Regions from separate parts of the Mus musculus genome. Here region 2 is linked to region 1. Evidence: chromatin loops called from intact Hi-C (ENCODE). Cell type or tissue: gastrocnemius. All regions are shown on one strand. Links, peaks and the distances in the headings refer to the core of each region. The heading gives the core; the rest is flanking DNA.

The links. Peaks named below come from ENCODE experiments on the same cell type or tissue, not always from the same donor. Only the 100,000 strongest peaks of a DNase experiment are listed, where the experiment ranks them.
Region 2: it touches region 1 in a loop (6-fold over the local background); 16 of 42 quality-filtered maps call a loop at or near these places.

Annotation. Positions count from the first base shown.
Region 1 is chr1:63,178,728-63,184,593 of GRCm38, forward strand. Eef1b2 (eukaryotic translation elongation factor 1 beta 2) reads left to right here. Exons shown (of 6, transcript NM_018796.3): 4 at 105-171; 5 at 521-646; 6 at 731-1,759. The coding sequence ends at 885. Gpr1 (G protein-coupled receptor 1) reads right to left here. Exons shown (of 3, transcript NM_146250.2): 3 at 3,844-5,377. The coding sequence starts at 5,347. The coding sequence ends at 4,286. It overlaps Gm26457 (a small nucleolar RNA gene), which reads left to right; the gene lies at 1-27. It overlaps Snora41 (small nucleolar RNA, H/ACA box 41), which reads left to right and starts at 296; the gene lies at 296-408. In gastrocnemius, for the core only: a CTCF peak has its summit at 2,516 (motif pointing right); a DNase peak (open chromatin) is centred at 2,517; H3K27ac peaks cover 249 bases.
Region 2 is chr1:63,249,816-63,255,681 of GRCm38, forward strand. 1700039I01Rik (a long non-coding RNA gene) reads right to left here and starts at 3,381. Exons shown (of 3, transcript XR_373460.3): 1 at 2,671-3,381; 2 at 331-757. It also overlaps a transcript of Zdbf2 not described here. In gastrocnemius, for the core only: a CTCF peak has its summit at 2,710; a DNase peak (open chromatin) is centred at 2,727.

The sequences.
Region 1 (5,866 bases), core at 1,111-3,610:
ATGGATTTGCTTTTTCTGATAAATCTGGTGGGTTTTGTGATGACCTTGTCACTACATTTAAGCAGAAGATAACCAACTTTGTGAAACATCTTTTCTCTGTACAGGAAAGTGAGGAAGCAAAGAAGCTACGAGAAGAACGCCTTGCACAGTATGAGTCCAAGAAAGCTAAAAGTGGGTAATCTTCATTGTTAGTAGTGTTGATTTCAGGAGCTTGTCCAGTGCTTGCCCTAAAGTGGATTTTCCCCAGTTAAATTGAATGGGTCAATATTTTAAAACTTCCACAGCTACTGGTCTACAGCTGTCTTTATGGTAGCAGTTGTAGCATTCCTCTGTGGGAAAGAAACTGTTACACAATTTAATGCCTCTTTCTTAGCCACACAGGAGGAGGATTATGTGTGACAGACACAAGGCAAATTGTGTGTGTGTTTGACAAAAAGATGGTCTGTTTTAAAACAAATTTGAGATTTGACTTAATGGTGAAAGTGTTGAGTGTTTAGGTGCACTTCTTAATCTTCCTTAGAGCCTGCAGTTGTTGCGAAGTCTTCCATCCTACTAGACGTGAAGCCTTGGGATGATGAGACGGACATGACAAAACTAGAGGAGTGTGTCCGAAGCATTCAAGCAGATGGCCTGGTGTGGGGCTCCTGTAAGTGTGATGCTTGTGTTTTAGGGATTTGTGCGTTTTCCCGTAAGGATTTCCTAACATTTACCCCTTGATGTTCTTTTTTAGCTAAATTGGTTCCAGTGGGATATGGAATTAAAAAGCTTCAAATACAGTGTGTAGTTGAAGATGATAAGGTTGGAACGGATATGCTGGAAGAGCAAATTACTGCTTTTGAGGACTACGTACAGTCCATGGATGTGGCTGCTTTTAACAAGATTTAAATCATTCTTAAGTCAGTGCACTTAAATAAAAGCTTGAAAGATAACCCTTGGCTCTTCATTTTGCTGTGAAATGGTATGTCTTCATTTTGAAGGAAAGGATTCAGTGTAACTCATTAGTGGCGAAAACTTGAACTGGAAAGAGAAATAGCTCAGCATTTTTAAACCACTCAGCTTGATGACCAGACCAACCTGAAGTTGTCTTTTAGCCAACACTGTGTGTACCATAGATATAATTAAAAGGAAGATAAAGAACTGATGTGTTATTAAAGATTTAGCAATTAGAGTATACTTTTGTGATTAGTGAAATAATTCTTTTGCTGTTAGCAGTACATGATACTATTGATAAACTGTCACTAGATGCCTTCGATGTCTTTCTGAAAAACTGAATCTTGGGCTGCTGAGATGACTCTATGATAGCCACTGAGGTTGCTTACTGTTTGGTTCACTCCATAGAGTAAGAGCGAAACTCTAGAAGGTGCTCTGATGGCCACGAGCACAACACCTGTACATAAGAGTTTTTGGAAGTGTCCTGAAAGGAACATTGTAGGCTCATAAGGTGGTCAAGTGTGGGTTTTCAGAACTCAACCTAGAGATGGAGGGAAGTGCTGGGGGAGGCAGTATGCGCAAAGCTATTCCTTGGAGACACTTGTGGGAGGTTATGCTGCTCTAGAAGTACGTTATGAAATGTATCACAGGGCTGGAGAGATGGTTAAGAACACCAACTGCTCTTCTGAAGGTTGTGAGTTCAAATCCCAGCAACCGCATGGTGGCTCACAACCATCTGTAATGGGATCTGACACCCTTTTCTGATGCTTCCGAAGACAGCTACAGTGTACTTAGATATAATAATAAATAAATCTTTTTTAAAAAAATACATCACAGCAGTTTCAGCTTTGTGTTAAATTTTTGATATCTAAACATTTACTATAATTTTTACTGTTTGGGCATTTTTTTTTAAATAAATTTTATTTTATGTATATCAGTACACCGTAGCTGTCTTCAGACACACCAGAAGAGGGCATCGGATCCCATTACAGATGGTTGTGAGCCACCATGTGGTTGCTGGGATTTGAACTCAGGACCTCTGGAAGAGCAGTCGGTGCTCTTAGCCACTGAGCCATCTCTCCAGCCCTGCTTGGGCATTTTTTTTAAAGCTTTGTGTATGTGTGTGAGCCAGGTGGTGGTGTATACTTTTAATTTCAGCGCTCAGGAGGCAGAAGCATGCAGACCTCTTAGTTCCAGGCCAACCTGGACTACACAGAGTCCAGGGCAGTCATGTATACAAAGAAGCCTTGTCTTAAAAACAAAGCTTTCTGAATTTTATAGATAGGAATCTAGAAGATTAACTAGCCCAGTTCCTTCAGACAGTACTCTTGCTCTCGGTCAGGTTTTAGGTTGACTACCTTCAGTGAGGGAAGCTTTACATTGTAAATATGTATTATAATCGGATACATAGACTCAATAAAGCATGTACTAAGGAGAATGTATGTACAGCAGACCCAGGCTAAAACAGTGGGTGTTTTTTTCTAGGTAAGTTAGGATCATGAAGGCCAGCAGAGGGCAGTGTTAGGAGCATGAGGGCTATGGCAGAACCCTGAGAGCCCGCTGAACTTGTCAGAAGCATGAGAGCAGAGAAAGGGCCCTGTCAGGACCATGAGAGCCAGCAGAGGGCAGCACTTGGTATTCTAAGGCTCCATAGTGCGTGGGGATTCTGGAGAACACTGACAAAGGTACATTTTATTCATCTTTACTGGTGTTCCTGTAAACAAAAGAACAGGAGATAGAATTATGCTGGCAATTCATGCTCTCTGAATAGCATCTATACCATCTGGAAATACGTTTATTAGTAATCTACAGACTTGTATTTAGCCAGAATTTTCTGTAACCATGATGTTCTAGAGGACTAAAAGCGAACACAAAATGGTAGGCATGTTTCATAAAGGGGCAAGAGGTCTGGCCCCTCCCTTTGGTTCTGAACCAGCCTAGTTTTGCTTTGGCCAGTTCAATATAGTGGAAGCAATGCTGTGTGACATAACCTGTCAGAGGATTGTGGATGTGACTCAGTGGCAGACCTCATGCTGCCTGCAGTTTGGAAGTCTGGTGACCCTGGCCATGGCCATGGAACAATTATGAGAGGAAGGACAATAAGATCTAATGAGTAGCTAGTCCAAGGATTCCAAGCTAGGGCCATTTGCATCATTATCTACTTGAAGTTCCAAGCTTAGGAAGCAGGATCAAGTCACCCCATCTCATTTATATTCCAGAAACTCAGAAATGATCTATACTAACAGTAAATTGACATTTTAAGTAACTTATTTAATAAACAGTTAACAGGAATGGAAGCTTTAAATCCATAACCAACTAATACTTTATAAATTATTAAAAGTTTGAATGTATATGTACTTAATACTGTTAAAATACGTGTAAATTCAATTTGTTTATGGAGGCAGCCTAGGCTACATAGATCTTACCCCAAATAAAAGGTTTTGGGGGTTTTTTTGTTTGTTTTTTAAGATTTATTTATTATATGTAAGTACACTGTAGCTGTCTTCAGACACCCCAGAAGAGGGCATCAGATCTCATAATGGATGGTTGTGAGCCATCATGTGGTTGCGGGGGATCCGAACTCACCACCTTCAGAAGAGCAGTCAGCGCTCTTAACTGCTGAGCCATCTCTCCAGCCCCCTTTGGGTTTTTTTGTAATTGAAAAGGTGATGGTGAAGGAGCTGGAGAGCTGGCCCAGCTTAGCCAAAGTGCATTCAAGGAAGACCTGAGCTCAGCTCCTGGAACACACAGTAGAAACAGCCTGGCATGGTGCCCTGCACTGGCAGTATCAGTGTTGAGATGGAGCCAGGCTAGGCTAGGCTCTGGCGCTCGCTGGCTAGCTATTTTAGCCTCATTGGTGAGCTCTAGGTAAGTGAAAAACCCCAGTCTCAAATAAATAAATAAACAAACAAATAAAAGGTGGGTGTCTCCATGAGAAACACATGATTTAGTTACAGCTTACACCTCCAAACACATGAACATGCACGCGTACACAAAATGACGCAAAAGCAAACAAAGAACCCAGCCTGATACTTTTTCAATAGAGATAATTAATATAATGTGGTATACACTATAAAAATGACTTAATTTGATACATACATTGCAGTACATTAACAGACGCAGGCTAAAATAGTGGAAGAAACTTTTAGGCTGTCAGTATCAGAACGGCCACCAGAGGGCAGCCAGAAAGATACATGATTTAAATTGCAGGGAAGAAATCCTCCCTTTTATAGCCAAGCAAAAATATAACTGAACAAAAACATGATCAGTGTGGATCAGAATGCAACCTAATCTGAAAGGATTTGTTATGAGGCTCACATGAAAACTTTGCACTGATTTTCTGGGAACACAATACTCACTGGGCAGTTTCTAGGAGAGACAGGCTCTTGGTTTCAGCACTCCTGAGTTGTTCACTGACTGTACCAGAGCAGCTGGCTTCCCACAGCGAACGCTTTAGTACCTCAGCAACAGAGGCCCTGAAGCGGGCTTGGAACGTCTTGCTTATTAGGACGTAAAGGATGGGATTCAAGCAGCTATTGAGGAAGGCTAAGCCAGTTGAGAGGGGGATTCCACCCTGCAGCACATTCTGGAAAGAGCTGTTGTGATGAATGCTGAGCTCCCAGATGCTAAACAGGTGATAAGGGGTCCAGCAAACCAAGAAGGCAATGACCACAGACAGGATCATCCAGAGATGCTTTCTAGATATCAGGATGTTCCGCTTTTTCATCTTGAAGATGAGGCACAAGTAGCAGGAGCTCATGGTTAGCAAAGGGAAGAGGTAGCCAAAGAGGAACTTCACCCAGGTCAGAACATGGTGTCTCATCAAGGTGAGTTCATGCTCCTGGAAATTATTATAACAAATGATGTGGTTGTTGACCTCCATGGTGTCCCGGAAGTATAAGGTAGGACCTCCAAGCAGAGAAGCCAACAGCCAGACAAGTATAACAACAACCAGTGAGCTCTTTAGAGTCCGGTGCCGATGAGACAAGCCAGGATGGAGCAAGTGGATGTAGCGGTCCAGGCTGATCACTGTCAAGAAGAAAACACTGGAAAACATGTTCAGTTGGGCAATGAAGGAATTAACCTTGCAGAGCCACAGGCCAAAGGGCCAGTGGAAACTCAAGGCCACGTAGGAAATGTACAGGGGCAGGAAGAGAACAAAGATGAAGTCTGCGATGGCCAGATTGAGGAACCAAAGAGTGGTGACTGTCTTCTTCCACTTGAATCCCATGAGCCAAATGACGATGGCATTTCCTGGGATGCCCAGAACAAATGCTAGGGCATATAAGAACAGGGAGATCCAGTGAACGAGTCCCAGGTACACCTTCTCCTCCGGGTCAGACTCCTGGGAGTAATAATCTAAGGCATAGGAATAGTTGTCCAACTCCTCAAATAACATTTCCTTTGAGACTTCCATGATGATCTTGTAGGTGAAGAGTAAGGAAATCTATAAAAGCAAATTTTAAAGGAAAAAGAAAAGCTTAAGAATTAGGTTTGGTGAATAGAAAGAACATAAATCCAAAGATACTCCATTTTATGACGATTTTAGAAGGGCTTGCATTTATACTACAGATGTCCAAGTCCTAGGTTCACCGACTACACTCACTCACTCAAAGCTTTTGAGAGTTCATTTGTGATTAAGTAATTAAGTGAAAAATGATCTACTCTACAGGTCAAGTCCTCTGTCCTTAACACTTATAGTCCATTATGGTGCATTAAAGGAATCTTGGGGCTGGTGAGATGGCTCAGTGGGTAAGAGCACCCGACTGCTCTTCCGAAGGTCCGGAGTTCAAATCCCAGCAACCACATGGTGGCTCACAACCATCTGTAACAAGATCTGACGCCCTCTTCTGGAGTGTCTGAAGACAGCTACAGTGTACTTACATATAATAAATAAATAAATCTTAAAAAAAAAAGAATCTTGATATTCAGCAAG
Region 2 (5,866 bases), core at 1,760-4,259, 72 kb after region 1:
TATCGATATGAGAGAAAGAGCATATGGAGCTGAGAAGATGGCTCAGTGGATACCATGCTGCACGCGGACCTGGGTCAGATGGTGGAGAGGCAGGACATGGGGAAAGCATAATTGCTACCCAGTGTTGAGAAGCAGGCGGGGACAAGAGGAGTCCCAAGCCTTTCTGGCCGCCCAGTCTCTCTCTCTCTCTCTCTCTCTCTCTCTCACACACACACACACACACACACAGAGGGGGGAGGAGAGATAGAGAGGAGAGAGACAGACAGACACACTGGGGGAAAAGCTATTAAATAAAAGCAATCATTTTCATATCTGTTTGTCTTACTGTACCTGGTTAGACCAAGTCTGGAGGACATGATTAGAAGTGTGTTGATTGGGACCAGACCCAGATGATGGTCCTTTGTCTGCTCTGGATTTAGTAATTGCTCCTAGGCAGCAGCTGCTGTGAGAGAGCATCATGAGAGTATCGATGGTTTAAGCATGTGTGTGTCCATAAGGCGACGGTGGGTTTGGTGTTTTACTCTTCTGGATATTGCTGCTGCTGTGTTTTCTTCTTCTTCTTCTTCTTCTTCTTCTTCTTCTTCTTCTTCTTCTTCTTCTTCTTCTTCTTCTTCTTCTTCTTCTTCTTTCTTCTTCTCTTTCTTTTTTTCTACACTTCAACTAGGGAGCGGGGAAATCCTTTAGAAAGGCTTGTATGCTTGAAGTGTTCGTTTTAGAGAAGCTAGTTCTGATGTTTCAGATCCAGACCGGAGGTGCTCTGAAATGGAAAATAAATAAATAAATAAAGACAGGCAGATTCAGCAGTTCCTTGCAGAAAATGCAGTTTGCTGGGGACTTAGAAACAAAAGCAAGCACTTTTCTTTGTAAACTTTAGACATTTTTAAACAACCTTTAATTACAGTGGGCATATATATATCTTTCAAGTTTAGCTTTTATGAACCTTTTTACAACATACTTTAGCCTTTAGTTTTATCTTTATATGTCTAACTTATAATCTTAAGTGGGGGGAAGGCTTTTATTTAGAAGTGTTTGGTGTGGTTAGCAGTAAGACAGCTTAGCTCACAGCAGGAGGAAGGAGTTAACCCACACAAAGGTTCACTGAGACTAACCTGAATGTACAGTCCTTTTCAAAAAGTAATATCATGTCCAGCGTCAGTTAAAGTTAAACACTTTGAAAGTTAGGTGTCATAGTACAGTCCTGTAATACAAAAAACTAGGAAGTCTGAAACAGGAGGATTGGTAATCTGAGACCAATGTAGACCACACAAGACTTTACCTGTCTTAAAAAGCAAAACAGGGCAACAACAAAAACCACAAGACAAAAGCGTAAAAAGGCCAGCAAGATGGTTTCACCATCTGTTTGCCTCCAGAAGCCATTTGTGGAAAGAAGGTTACCATTTCCACAAGCTTGCTACAGTGTGCAGAAGTGCACTTGTGAGATCTGCAGGCACACGTGTGCACACGCACGCGCACTCAACACCACACACACACACACACACACACACACACACACACACACACACACAGAGAGAGGAACTCAGAGAATAAACATGAGTGACTATCTGAAAATGCATAAATACACAAAAATACATACATACATGAAGATAAAAAAATAAGTAAGTGTTAAACACAACGAAGCAGAAACCCCTGAACTTCTAAACAGTCCAGGCATCGTGTTGCACCATGATGAGCTGTCTTCACAACTCTGACCTATAGAACTAGGGATGTGTGCCAGGGCTTGCATAAAACAAGAGACGAAGACCAAGATGCCTGAAGTCACATTAAGCTCGATCCCTACAGCGAGGTCCCTGGTGCAGTGTATGCATTGCAGCTCACAAACTAATTGTACCAGAGTATTCTTGCCAGCAACATAGTGGGTGTTAAGCTGGCGCTGCCAGATGTGGTGCTTCCAAGAGTTCTGAGGGGAGAGAACTGGGACACACAATTACTGCTGTAAGCCTCTGTGCAGAGTTACATCGTCAAGAGATCTCAGAGGTGATTTTGCCTTCGTTTCATTCACCAGATTGTTGTATCCATTCAGAAAATTGGAGAAACCGATTTACTTATTGAATTAGTAGTTTAGTATGGTAGATAGAGATAAAGGATGAAATTTGGGAATAGACAACTGCAGGTGAGACACAGGATGAGCCATGTGGAAGGGGACCACAGCTCCTATGCCCCGTCCCCAGATGAGGTTAGGATTTGGTGTGATTAGAGATCTAGGGTTAGCAGTCAATCTTTTACCCTAGTAACTGTGTTTTTTTTTTTGGGGGGGGGTGGTGTTCTTGGGCTAGGTACACTGCTGTGTTGATTGCCAGTCTCAATGAAGCCTGGACTCTTGGTGAGAGTATATGTGATAGACCTCTCCCCTCAAACACTTTGGGCTCCCATAGACCTCCAGCTTTTAGTTGGAACTCTTTGGGGAATGATATGTGTTTGGGGGACTCTAAACATCCCAGTCAACTTGTCTTGGAACTCTCCAAATGTCCTATCCCTTAGGGTTCTCATCTTGGACTCTTTTGGGGTACCGTGCACTACAGTTTTGTTGTACCAGTGACAGTTTTTATATCTTTGTCACGACTCTTACTCAGCTCAAGAAGAACTCAGCTCCCCGGTTTCCCAAGTTTGATGTACGCCGCAATTCCGACAAAAAAGAGAGAGGATACTCACATAGCGGCCATCAGCAGGAAGCGTGCTCCCACTAGCGGTGTCTTCTTGGTTAGAGCTGATGTCCACGGCACAGCACCAGAGCAGCAGGCAGATCGATCATCACTTAGTGGGGTCCAAACCACTCCATTACCGAGCCAATCTAATCATGTCCCCCAGACTCAGCTGAGCTATGGTAAAATATGAAAGTGACTGAGAAGGAGAAAGATCGTCTTCAAGATTTGATTGTAAGAATGCAGGTGGCTCAAGTCCCACAAGATCACACAGAGCGACCCAGGGTTTGAGAAGAGCAGGTGCTTGCAGGAACACTCTAGAATCTTCATTGTACGTCCTGTGGATTAAAAGGGCAAAACGAGGTAATAAGCAGGGCTGCCGTCTGGCCTTATTTTCTGCCAAGATTTTAAAGCACGGTAGTGCACACCAGTAATGTCGAAGTTAACAGGCTTGCTTCTTTCAAGGATAGTTCATAGCGTGGGGCACAGTCACACTGTGTGGTAGATGCTGAGAACTATCTTTTCTTGTAAATCTGAACCTCCGTGACCTGGAGCTCCCTTCCCATCCCCCAGTCCTTGGAAACCTTTCTCATCTATGAGTGGCCCTCCGCTCCTTTAGTGCTTCCCCGGGCGGGCGTCTTGTCCTGCCAGCAGCTGTGTCTGTCCTTTTGTGAGGTTCTTTGTTTGCAGGACCTGCCACACAGATGTCTGTAGTGGCTGCCTTGCTTACTGTCGGTGTGTTTCGGTCTCATCTCTCCACTATCCTGCACGACTTGCTGCTCCTATTTTTTGCGCAGTCTAATTTCCTTTGGTTGTGTTAAGGATTTGTACACATTTTAATTTGTACACACAACACACCCTGTGTGTAGGGCTTGGAGCGTAGTTTTTTGTTTTGTTTTTATTTTGCTGCAGCTTGGTCTTCAGTTCACGGTTTTCTTGAAAACCTTCCATCCTCTTGTCTTGGATGCTCTGGCTACAGCCGTTTGAAACCTTGCTGGAGCCTCAGTCTGCCCACAGTTCTTTACATACTTCAGTGAAGGCTTATTTAAATCCCCCCCCCTCTCTCTCTGTGTGTGTGGGGGGGCACTTTTTTCCACCTTTCCGTGAGTTCTGGGGAGCAAACTTAGGTTGTTAGGCTTCTACCAAGTGCTCTTACCTACACTACCATCTTTCCAGCCCTTCACAGAAAATTAAACAGCTATATAGTCGTTATTCCTTTTTAAATTTTTATTTTATTTTACAAATTATTGTGTGAATGCTTTTCCTGTATGTGTGTGTGTGTGTGTGTATAATGTGCACCATGTCCATGCCTGAGGCTCACAGATATTAGAAAATGGTGTCAGATCCCTGGAATTAGAGTTTGGAAGTCTAGCTGGCCGAAGTGGGCACATACTTTTAATCCCAGCACTCCAGAGGCAGAAGCAGGCAGACCTTAGAGTCTGAGGCTAGCGTGGTCTACAGAGCAAGTTCCAGGGCAACCTGGGCTACATTGAGAAACTCTGTGTTGTCTTAGAAAAATAAAAACAAAAACAAACAAACAAAAACACAAAATACCCCAAAACAAAACAAAAAGGATGGTTGTGAACAATCATTTGGGTGCTGGGAACTATGGGTCCTCTCCAAAAGCAGTTAGTGCTTTTAACACCATCTGTCCAGTCAGTCGTAATATTTTTTATTTTTTTATTTTTTATTTTTTTTTTAAAGATTTTTATTTATTATTATATGTAAGTACACTGTAGCTGTCTTCAGACACACCAGAAGACGGAGTCAGATCTTGTTACGGATGGTTGTGAGCCACCATGTGGTTGCTGGGATTTGAACTCTGGACCTTCGGAAGAGCAGTCGGGTGCTCTTACCCACTGAGCCATCTCACCAGCCCCGTAATATTTTTTAAAAAGAATTGTTTGTTATGTATATAAGTAGGCTGTCACTGTCTTTAGACACACTAGAAGAGGGCATCAGATCCCTTTACAGATGGTTGTGAACCACCATGTGGTTGCTGGGATTTGAACTCAGGACCTCTGGAAGAGCAGTCAGTGCTCTTAACTGCTGCACCATCTTTCTAGTTCCCCATATTGTTTTATGAACAGATTCCAGTGTCTTTCTAGGCTAAAAGTTGGAGGCACAATTAAGATCTTCAAATATCAGTAAGCCTTGAGTTCACAACTCAGTGTTACCATCACATAAGCCACATGCTCAGGTTTTCAGTACATAGATGCTAACACAAACTTGTTAGGAAAGCTGGACACTCAGGACCAAAGCTGTGAGGGAGCCCCAGGAGCACGAGCTGTTTTCCTCAGGAAATAGTTCATCAAATCACACAGGAAGGATACAATGTAAAACGTTCAGCACACTTCACTTGCAGAATTATGATTTGTACGCTTTTGTTCTATAAATATGTATTCTTGCACATTTGGTTTTGCCTGACCAACATTTTGTTTTGTTTTGTTTTGTTTTAGACTTTTATCCACCAGAAACCTCAATCTTCCTTATTTTTCTTTAGTCAGGCAGGAACAAAGGATGGATACAGACCTGGTGTCCCAACCAGAGGCTTTTTTTCTTGAAAGCCCCCAACTACAAGATAATCTCTCCTCCTCCCCTTTGTAGGTGTAGCACTGGGGATCAATAATAGTGGGCTTTGTGAATAATAAGCTAGGCTTACCACCCCATCTTAGCACGCCTGTCTGTCGTTGTTGTGTTTGTTTTTTCCAGACAAGGTTTCTCTGTATAGCCCTGGCTATCCAGGAGCCACTATTTTTTTCCCTCAAAAGTCTTTGGAATGGCTTATTTCTAGGCAGCTACAGTATATTTCCCCTCACACTGGACATTTGCCAAGCTCCTGATAGTATCAACTATTCCCTGCTGTGAGCCACAGCCTCCATTTCCAATTCTGACTGTCCCTGTTCCTAACCAGCTGCTTCCTGCTCTAAGGTCTCCTCATTAGGGTCAGAGGGACAAAGAGAAAGAAGGCGCCAAATAGACACCACAATCTTCATACCTATTGTCCCACGGTGATGCCATTCATTGCTGGCTGTGAGCTTATTCCCCACAGAGAATATAGGCTAGGGATGGTCCTGCAGTAACTCCTCACTCAATGGGTTCAGGGACTTGCTCCCTGTTCCCTCGCTATGGGAATTAATTTCCTGTATACCTCAGCCCTTGACCCGACAATTAGATCCCACCTGGTCAGCTCTCTGTTGGGAAGG